2 separate regions of the Homo sapiens genome follow, and region 2 is linked to region 1. Evidence: read pairs that join two places in POLR2A ChIA-PET (ENCODE). Cell type or tissue: OCI-LY7. All regions are shown on one strand. Each heading gives the region's core, and the rest is flanking DNA. Links, peaks and the distances in the headings are about the cores only.

Region 1 (5,350 bases), core at 351-5,350:
TGATATATTCAGGTAGTGGACTTACATAAGAAGTAGTTGTGTTTAGTGACGTAAACTGTTCTATCAGATTAAGTCAGAGGTGAAAGCATGGTTGAATTAGAGAATATACATTATGGCAAGTAGAATGCTAAACGATTTAAGATGATTTTAAGACACTTGTAATGGCATAAGGGTGAAGTTTGGGGAAGCTTTCAGAAATCCACTGTGTGGAATTACCAACGATTCTTCCCAGGAGAGAAAAGAGGTATATGAAAAATAATATGACAGTACAGGAAACTCTGGATTTAATGTTAAAAAGATATATGCATAAGATGGATTCCTGCCTATTTTTTCCCTCTGCTTTTAAAACCTGCTTTCTTACAAAGTCTAGAGTACAGCATTTTTTGCTCAGTCTTTTACTTCTTGACTTTTTTCCTTTCTCTCAACACTCCAGTCACTTCTACTTTACTAATTGATTCTTTGGCAAAAATCACTCCGAAGGGAGCAGTTCACACAGGCAAGCAAGAATTTGTCAGGCACTGTGCTTTTAGGTGAATAAAGTCCAGATGGTGCCTTGTCTTTACATTGTTTTGATTCTTGCCAGTTCTAGATGGGAATCATCATCAATGGCTACTACATACCACTGCAAGAAAATCACTTCTATTCTTTGCTTCAGCTTCGCCCAAAATGTCCTGTGGGATGCTTTCGCCTTTGTATTTCTAAATCTCCATGTAGGTATACTTTTGGCAACAGAGCTACTTTATCTCCCCACTTGTAGCAAATCTGTTTCATTTTTAATATTGCCACATTCCAATGGCAGGTTACACCGTGGTTGATGAAAAGGAATTTAATAGTTTTACAGATTTTAACTTTTTTTTTTTTAATTTTTTGAGACTGAGTTTTGCTCTTGTTGCCCAGGCTGGAGTGCAGTGGCGCAATCTCGGCTCACTGCAACCTCTGCCTTCCAGGTTCAAGCGATTCTCCTGCCTCAGCGTTTCTGAGTAGCTGGGATTACAGGCATGTGCCACCACGCCCGGCTAATTTTGTATTTTTAGTAGAGACGGGGTTTCTGCATGTTGGTCAGGCCGGTCTCGAATTCATGACCTCAGATGATCTGCCGGCCTTGGCCTCCCAAAGTGCTGGGATTACTGGTGTGAGCTACTGCGCCTGGCCCAGATTTTAACATTTTATCTACTTGTCTCTTTCATAGAATATTTGAAAATTACCCCCCCAAAAACTAGTTTCTAAGCTATGGAAAAAGCAATCTCATATAAGAATGAAATCTCTTTAAGATATTTCACATTTGTGCATATGTAGAGGAAGGGTAAAAGCATAAAATGAAGTATCATACTTTTGGAACTCATATACTTGCAAAATTTTATAACAAGATGGCTTTATTTTTTAGACAGCTTAGTGGAAAAGCACTGGCTCTCCTAAAGTTTTAAAATGTTGTGACTTAATTTAGAGTATAGGCTTATTAAAAGATAAAGAATAATGGTTTTTTAAAAATTATTCTTTCTGTAATTTCAGACCTCAGCCTTTTGCCTAAATTTCCTTTCACTTCTTTGTAAAAAGGATGAATATTTTTAGTACACTGTCCTGGCACAAATCCTCCTTACAGGCTCAGATTTTCTCAGTGGTGACTAAAGCAGTTCAGCTGCTTCCAAGTTCTACATTTCATCTCCTTTTCTGTTGCACCTCCCTCCTCCCCAGCCCCCTCCTTTGCAGCTGCTTTATTGGCAAAGCTCAGATCCTTTGATAGATCTCAATCCCATCATGGCCCTTCAAAAGAAGAATTTAAGCTCACCTTTTATATAGCTTTTCTGATAGCCACAATTTCTGCATTAAAAATCTGAGGGATGACAAAGTCCCTATGCATACTAGTTAGGAATTTCTTAGAACCTCTCTTCCATTTACTATACTGTTTCCCATGTTCTTTTGGGTGTTTTTCATATTGATGGTTGGATATCATTACAACAATTACTTTTGGCTGTTTTTAGGTCTTCAGCTGCTACTGGGATACCTCTTCTATATTTTCAAAGTAACCAGTGTCATTTCATAATTGTTTATTATACAGCTTAAGATATAAGCACCATATACAGATTTCAGTAAAAGCAAAATTTGAAGCTGTTTTCAATTTAGGAAACACATCGTCTATTTATAAGCAATTTGATGTGTATAGTTTCATATCAGCAATCCGTGCAGTTTTCTCTTTGGTGTGTGCAACTAGTAAGTTCCTTTAACTATATGTTGCCAAATAGAGCTTTGTTATGTTCTCATCTTGTTGTGTGACTTGGATGTTGACTGCAGCCTGGGAAAAAAAACTGTTGTAGAGTCTATCAGAAAAGAAGAGGCAGCTTTACAAATGGCATCTCCCCACAGCCCTCCATTGCATTTGTTGTGCATCTGGTTGTCTCTGTTGCTGGTTTTTCTGCTTTCTTGTAGTCTCAGTTTCAGATGAGTGCCTCTTTTAGGGGGGAGAGGCAGTGGCAGCAGAGGAAACATTTCCCTTGGCCCACCTCCAAGCAGCACTAAGTGTGAGTCTCATAGGAACCTCTTTAGATTGAAAACTCATCAATTTATATCTAAAATGCAAGTAGTTCTTCAGTGAACTGTGCTTCAGGTTGATTGTTAAGTACATATGGCCTCCAGTTTTCTCTTATTTTCATTCGAATTTACATAGGCTAAAGCTAGTGAAGTTTCAGTAGGTGTACCGAAAGCTCAGAAATGGAATTCATTTTAACTCAAGCCTTTTAAGAAATAAATACTGCCTTTTAGAGTAAAAAAAACCTACAACATTAAAGGATAGAGAAACGTCTAATAAAAACAAATGACAAAATTTGATTAATTTGCACTTCAGATTGCTTCTAATTTAGCGTGAGGACTGATACTATTTACTTTAGCAAAATGTGTGTGTGTACATGTGTGTGAATATATATCACACAAGTAGTCAATAAAAAGGGGTATTTGGGAAGAGTGTTAAGTAGTTGACATACTTCTGTAATAAATGCACCCAAATTAAAATTAAGCTATGTCTGGCCAGGCGCAATGGCTCACGCCTGTAATCCCAGCACTTTGGGAGGCCGAGGCGGGCGGATCACGAGGTCAGGACATCGAGACCATCCTGGCTAACACGGTGAAACCCCGTCTCCACTAAAAATACAAAAAATTAGCCAGGTGTAGTGGCGGGCGCCTGTAATCCCAGCTACTCGGGAGGCTGAGGCAGGAGAATGGCGTGAACCTGGGAGACGGAGCCTGCAGTGAGCTGAGATTGCGCCACTGCACTCCAGCCTGGGCGACTGAGTGAGACTCCGTCTCAAAAAATAAATAAAATAAAATAAAATTAAGATAAATTAAACTATTTCTCTTCTCCACTCCCCCCCACTTTTGTGCTCACCTTCATTCTCTAGTACCATGCCCCAAAAGCAAATATGTCAGTGAACTCTGAGAACCTTTGAACAGGCAGTTTGCTGTAAGTACAGTGTTTATATTTATGACATATTTACGATATATTAACATATTCCAGATGTAATGGCCATCAGAATTCAGCAAGCTGGATTCAGTTGCCAAATAATTGAATAGTGAACTAAAAGCTATAAGCATTGAACTGAAGAGAAACCAGATACAAACCAAATACAAATACAAACCAACGCAAATACAAACCAAAGCTTATGATAGAGTTGGGAGGGTGATTTCAAGGGAAAGGGGTGAGATGAGGTGTACTCAATAAACTTTAACTGATACCTGCTGTCTGCCAAGTACTGTTCTAGATGATACAAGGGTGAAGGACAGATGGGTACAATTCGTGCTCTCAAGGTGTGTTGAGACAGGTATAGCTATAATTGCAACCGTTTCGATAAATATTCTGTTAGAACCATGCACTGGGAGATGTTTGTGTCCACCAAGGGCAGCTAATCCAGCCTGAAATGGTCAAGAATGGCTTCCAAAAGGAAGAGGTAACATTTAAGCTTCATCTTAATGAGCGACAAGGAGTTCCCAGGCATTTGAAGAGAGCATTCTAGAGAGAACAGCGGAGGCAAAGAAGTGAGAGAATATGTGGTCCATTTGGGTATAACAGTTCTATATTGTTCATAGTTCACAAGGGGTAATGAGATCTGGGGCTGAAAAGGAGGAATAGCTTGGTTCATCGGGGACTCACTTGCCTCATCCTGATTTTAAGTAAGGCTATGGCTTGATCTGGTTTGTATTTTTAATAAATATAACCCTGGTAGTATAAAGAATGTATTAAGATGCAGGGAGAGTCAATAAGTAAGATTTAGGGGGATAAGATAAGGCCCAAATTAAGACAGAAGCACTGCAGTGGGGTTGAAGAGGAGTTGAGGTATTCGAATAATGTTTTGGAAGTAAAGTTGAAGTTTTGTGATTTATGGGTTATAGAGGTGGGGCAAGGAAAGTTAATCCTCAGATGTTTGACCAGAAAAATTAGATGTCTGGTACCTTTTGCTATGATAGGAATGTAAGGGAAGATTAGATGGGCTGGGCAGGAAGGCAGAAAGGGTTTGAGACAGGTTGAGGATGACATGTCTCTGGAACTTGCAGATGGAAATGTGTAGTTCTGAGATGATAGCTCAGGTAGTGAGCTACAATGACTAATGAAGCCATAGCTGCTGTAGCCCACGGAGAGCCCAGAGAATGACTAAAGAATAAGGCCGAAGACAGAATCCTGGAGATCACTAACATCTCAGAGTCCGTGAAGAGAATGAAAAAGTGAGCACCTGGGGAAGTAGGAAGAAAACCAGCAGTGGGGCCTCTTGGAAGCCAGAGGAAGAGAGTTTTAAAACAATGTTTTTAAAAATTGCCTTCATTATTCTAGTTGTCTTCTCACTTTAAAAAGTTCATGTTACATTTTAAAAAATCAAATTACTTTCCCAAATTTACATAAATGGAGTCTTTTTCTTCCTCATCTGACAGTGATCCTAATGGCCTAGTGTAAAAAAATATACTGATGATCCCCAAGCTTACTGAATTTCATAAACTTAAATGATCTGGGTTTTCAGGTTCAGAGAAGTTAATGATATTTCCAGTATCACTGTGGCAGCTGTTTCTAGTTTGAAGATGATTTATATGTTAAATTTTAAAGGATGATGAAATACTTCTTGTGAAAGTTTCAAAGTACTCTACAAATGATAACTCATTGTTATCCAAGTGATAACCAAATGTTTTAACACTTACTCTGACACTGCATTTGCTTGTTTGTATATGAGCCAGTGGCATTGGGCTGTCAGCACAGAGCTGGTACCCAAAGATAGCAAAATTGACAATAGCGGAGAAAGTAAGACTCTGCAGCTGGAGAATGATGCCTGGAGCAGCAGCTGAAATAAGACACACCTATCACTTGTCTTTGTGTGTT
Region 2 (5,379 bases), core at 189-5,188, 920 kb after region 1:
GCCTGAGTGCAGAGGTGAAGAGAGGAGCAGCAGACAGCTCTGCCGTTTGGGCTCTGCTAAGCAGCTATCTGGAGGACAAAGGGCTTCTAGGCAAGTCAAGGAGCTTGGCCAAGATGGGGCTCTGACTTCACATCAAGGCGACTGCTCCTTCTTCCTCACCCCGCAGGACTTTCCTGGACTTAAAGCACACCAAACCACCTCACACCCATTAGGAAGGCTGCTATCAACAAAAAGTAAAATAGCCAGTGTTGGTGAAGACAAGGAGATATCACAGCCCTCATGCACTGTCAGGTGGAATGTAAAACAGTGCAGCAACCACTGCAGAAAGCAGTATGGCAGTTCCTCGGAAAGTCAAAAATAGAATTACCCTGTCAGCCAGCAATTCCCGCTTTTGGATATATACCCAAAAGCATTGAAAGCAGGGTATTATTATTATTATTATTTTGAGACGGAGTCTCGCTCTGTCACCCAGGCTGGAGTGCAGTGGCTGCGTGATCTCAACTCACTGCAACCTCCGCCTCCCAGGTTCAAGTAATTCTCCTGCCTCAGCCTCCCAAGTAGCAGGGATTACAGGCATGCGCCACCACACCCAGCTAATTTTTGTATTTTTAGTAGTGACGGGGTTTTGCCATGTTGGCCAGGCTGCTCTTGAACTGCTGACCTCAAGTGATCTGCCTACCTCGGCCTCCCAAAGTGCTGGGATTACAGGCGTGAGCCACTGCACCCGGCCTGAAAGCAGGGTTTTGAAGAGATATTTGTACAGGTCTGTTCATAGCAGTATTATTCACAGTAGCTAAAATATGGACGCATTTGAGAAAAAACAGTCCAGTGTGGGGTGTGTCCACTGACAGATGAATGGATAAACAAAGTGTGGTATAGTCACACAGTGGATGATTATTCAGTTTTAAAAAGGAAAGAAATTCTGACACATGCTACAACATGGATGAACCTTGTGGACATTATGCTAAGCAAAATAAGCCAGTTATAAAAGGACAAATACTGCATGATTTCACTTATAGGAGGCACTTAGAGTAGTCGAATTCAAAGGGACAGAAAGTCGAATAGTGGTTTCCAGTGGCTGGAGGAGTGGGGGAACAGGAAGCTACTGTTTACTGGGTATAGAGTTTCTAGTTTGCAAGAAGAAGAGTTCTGGAGATGCATGCTGGTTATAGTTACCCAACAATGTGTATGTCCTTAATGCCACTGAAGCCTACGCTTAGGAATGGTTAAGATGGTACATTTTGTTACATGTATTTTACCACATTTTTAAAAAATGCTTTTTTAAAAAAGTACACTGAGGCTAGGCACTGTGGCTCACGCCTGTAATCCCAACACTTTAGGATGCAGAGGCAGGCAGATCACTTGAGGTCAGGAGTTTGAGACCAGCCCGGGCAATATGGTGAAACCCCATCTCTATTAAAAAGAAAAAAAAAATTAGCTGGGCATGATTGCACGCGTCTGTAATCCCAGTTACTTGGGAGGCTGAAGTGGGAGGATCGCTTAAACCTGGGAGACGGAGGTTGCAGTGAGCCAAAATCGTGCCACTACACTGCAGCCTGGGCGACAAAGCAAGACTTTGTCTCAAAAAAAAAAAAAAAAAGTATACTGAGAAGTTAAAGGCATTGGACAGGGTAGCTGGAAGTGGAATCACATGGACAATGCATGTTACCCACAGTCACAGCCACGATGTTAGAAAGGGAAGGCTGAGAAGTGGAAGCCCAGTGCTGCCAGCCAGGATCAAGGGATCAGGATCACAGAGATAGGGCTCTATTCCCGTCTCTGTCATGTTTTGTTGTTGTTGAGACAGGGTCTCACTCTGTTGCCCAGGCTAGAGTGCAATGGAGCAATCATAGCTCACTAAAGCTTCGACCTCCTGGGCTCAAGTGATCCTCCCACTTCAGCCTCTGAAGCAGCTAGGATGACAGGTGCGTGCCACCATGCCTGGCTAATTTTTTTTTTTTTTTTGTAGAGATGGGGTTTTGCCATGTTGCACAGGCTGGTCTTGAACTCCTGGACTCAAGTGATCCTCTCACCTCAGCCTCCCAAAGTGCTGGGATTACAGGCATGAACTAGCATGCCCCGCCCCCGTCTCTGTCACTGTGTGACCTTCCACAAGTTCCTTGTACTCCCTGGGCCCTGCTGCCTTTGAGAAGGTTTAGGATGGATGTGTTTAGGTCTCTTCCAGCTCTAACGGTCTCAGATTCAGGGAAATTGAAAAGCCCTGAAATATCACGGAGCTCAAGAGCACTGGGAGGCGGGCAGCGGGGCCACGGAGCACTTTCTGCCAGGGTCCCTGAGGTCTCTTCATTCCCTACAGAAAAGGTTCATTCCTATACATAACACTGGCCTTCGTAGGAAGAGGCATCTTGAACAAGACTGAAACCAAGCTCAGAGCTGTAAATGAGGACTCTTCCTTTTGTTTTCCATTGCCCCAGAAAGGGCCGGGTTGGACATTTTGGGAAAACCCCAGGAAATGCAGCAAGAGCCAAGAAGCCTCGCGGAGAGAGGCCGTTCCTCCCTCGCAGTGTGTTTTTGCTTTGCTTCAGTTTCCCCTGGCTCCGGTCCTGTGCCTGCGCTTCCTTCCTCCAGGAAGCCCTCTGGCTGCCAATCGGCGCCCCCAGCTGAGAGCTCCAGCAGCGAGGCAGATCCCTTCCTCGGGCTGCTTCCTATTTACCCAACGGGAACAGCTTTCCTGGGCACACCTGGAGATTCAAATCAAATCAAAGGCCTCTCTGCCTTGCAGGCGCTTCATTTGGATTCGTTTGTTTGGGAAGGAACCTTGCAAAGGCCCAATTTAGAGGCAAATTGAATGATAAGGCAAAGCCTCTGCCAGCCTTGGGGTTCAGGCTAGGGAGTGATACACAGGGGATACCTGGAAAGGGGTACACCACAGCACAGGACCCCTGAAAGGGGTACATCACAGGGTGGTACACCTGGTGGGGGAACACCCATAGCAAGGTCCACCCGCGGTGCCGTAACACGCACAGGGGGCACATGTGGACACTGCTTTGCTCCGAAGCAGAATCCCTGAAGGTTTCCCCACTTTTCTCCATACCATGCTACTCTTCACGTGAAAAGGGCCTAACAGGCTCAGGCCGGGGGCAGGAAATGAATTCTCCGAAATAGCTAGGGCATGTTAGAAGGCTGCACTACTGCTTTTGACCACCAGAGAGCAGTGACGCAGTGACTTGCTGGGTGCTCAGAGAAGGACCCACCAGCTACATCATTTGCAGAGCCCAGTGAAAATGTGGGGCTCCTTAAGAATTTCAAGACAGCAGCGGCAGAGCATTTAGCCAAGTGTTGGGACCCTTCTAAGTACGGGGCTCTGCGCTACCGCACAGGTCACATGTGCACGAAGCTGGCCCTGGCCCAGGGGCCTCAGGTTTCAGCCCGGCCTTCAAGATGGTAAGGACCTGACAGAGCTCAGGACAGTGCTGCCACTGCAGGTGTCCCTTAGCTGCCTCCGACCTGCTTGCCTATCCTTTTTTGTCCAGTGTCCTGATGACAATATGCATAATACTTGGAAAAATTATATTTTCAGAGAAAGCCACTGGGGTGTAGTTTCTGCAAAAAAAGGTGTGTGGTTTCACCATTGTTAGGCGGTTTATCTCAGGAAGTGGGAAGCTCCTTCCAGAAACAAGCCCAGGGAATCCAAGCTCTGCAAATTTAGCTTGAGCTAAGGCTTCTCGTTTGCTTCTAAAATACCTGACAACCCTTCATTTTTATATTCAAAGCAGCCAGCATGTTCCAAAGTGTTTACTGGCACCCAGGAAAGAAAAGTCCAGAACTGGCTCCTAAGGTCCTGCCAGGGTGAAGCTAGGGAAAGCCCTTGTCAGAGTCGGAAGTCTGATCTGCTGTGTGACCCTAGGACCTGTTCCTACCCCTCTTTGGCCTTCAGCTACACCACCAAGCCCCATGAAATCAAGGACATCAAACTGGTGTGTTCTCCCCTGCCCCACCTAGCTCTTGCCCTCTACCACTCACCTTCAGGAAGTATGTTTGTAAGACAGACCACGCTAATGAGAAGTGAATTGGGAAACGAAGGCATCCAAGCTGATTGACAAGCTAAGTAGGAGGAGGTAAGGACCACCTTTTTGAATTGTGGACCCACATATTCCGCATGCCTTCCCTGGAAAGGGAGAGCCCTAATGTCTGCAGAGCTCCTAGCCGAATTCTCTAGATTCCCTTACATCCTAAGCATGTTCCTGCATGTAGGGTACATTCTTCCTGGTTGCTTCCTAGTGACAGTCTGCTTTATAAAGGGAAAGTGCAGCTCAAGTCCATCCCTTATGGGCTCTGTGACCTTGGGCAAGTCCCTAATCACTGTGGGTCCCCTTCTTCCCAAGTGTACATAGAGGGGATTGGATGGGTCATTAAGGAGTGCCTCGGTCCTAAAATAAATTTTATGATTCTCCTAAGAGGTCGTCTGGCAGGTATTGTCTGTGCCCAGTGCCTTTTTCTGAGGAAGTAATGCGTGAGTAGGAAAAGGGCCTGAGTGGTCTGCTGTGAACCTCTGCTGTCTCACTAGTTAGCATCTCTCATCTTGGCTGCTGCTTCTTGGAAGATATCCATAGAAACCCAGGGAATTTTTTTTTTTTTTTTTTTTTTTTTTTTGAGACAGAGTTTTACTCTTGTCGCCCAGGCTAGAGTGCAATGGTGCAATTTCAGCTCACTGCAACCTCCGCCTCTCGGGTTCAAGCAATTCTCCTGCCTCAGCCTCCTGAATAGCTGAGATTACAGGGCTGCACCACCACACTCGGCTAATTTTTGTATTTTTAGTAGAGACAGGGTTTTACCATGTTGGCCAGGCTGGTCTCGAACTCCTAACCTCAGGTGATCTGCCCGCCTCTGCCTCCCAAAGTGCTGGGATTACAGGCGTGAGCCACCGCGCCTAGCCTAACCCAGGGACTTCTTAGCTAGCTCAATGGTCCCAGCACCTACCCTTCTCTTTGGTAATCTTCGTCCAGATTTGACAGGAGCTGCGAGCCCGCCGTGGAGAGATCGACAGCAGCCAGGGGCAAGTCCCGATAGGCAAAGTTCACCAGCTGCACAGGAGCAATGCTCTTGGTTTCTTCGTCTACTTGTTGGGAGATGATCTCAACTTCAGAAATTCCTCCTTCTATGGCAGGCCTGGGTTGGAGAGGAGGAACAATGGGAAAGAGTTATCTTCAAGGGCCAAAAAATTCTTCCATTCCTCAAGGAAAGGAGGGAGAATGCTGCTATGCCAGTGGAGGGCTGAGGAAGCTTAAGGTTGCCCCTCTTCCCTGCTGGCCACCCGCGGACCCGAGGACTGGACTGAGGCCCTAACAGTCCCATCTCTTTCAATGGTTGGGGAAAAGTGGGAGAATGGGAAGAGGAAGTGCTCAGACCTGGAAATAT

The links. Peaks named below come from ENCODE experiments on the same cell type or tissue, not always from the same donor. Only the 100,000 strongest peaks of a DNase experiment are listed, where the experiment ranks them.
Region 2: POLR2A ChIA-PET joins it to region 1 with 6 read pairs; 1 of 35 experiments calls an interaction of 5 or more read pairs at or near these places.

What each region holds. Positions count from the first base shown.
Region 1 is chr15:77,057,048-77,062,397 of GRCh38, reverse strand. The region is part of intron 1 of TSPAN3 (tetraspanin 3); the gene reads left to right. Among named protein-coding and RNA genes, the nearest start is that of TSPAN3, 11 kb to the left of the region's middle. In OCI-LY7, for the core only: no CTCF peak of the experiment used is centred there; a DNase peak (open chromatin) is centred at 2,427; H3K4me3 peaks cover 764 bases.
Region 2 is chr15:76,137,458-76,142,836 of GRCh38, reverse strand. It overlaps TMEM266 (transmembrane protein 266), which reads right to left. Exons shown (of 11, transcript NM_152335.5): 3 at 4,942-5,130. Among named protein-coding and RNA genes, the nearest start is that of TMEM266, 80 kb to the right of the region's middle. RefSeq lists enhancers at 2,196-3,029, 3,261-3,420 and a silencer at 3,115-3,409. In OCI-LY7, for the core only: CTCF peaks have their summits at 2,957 and 3,165 (motif pointing right); a DNase peak (open chromatin) is centred at 3,176.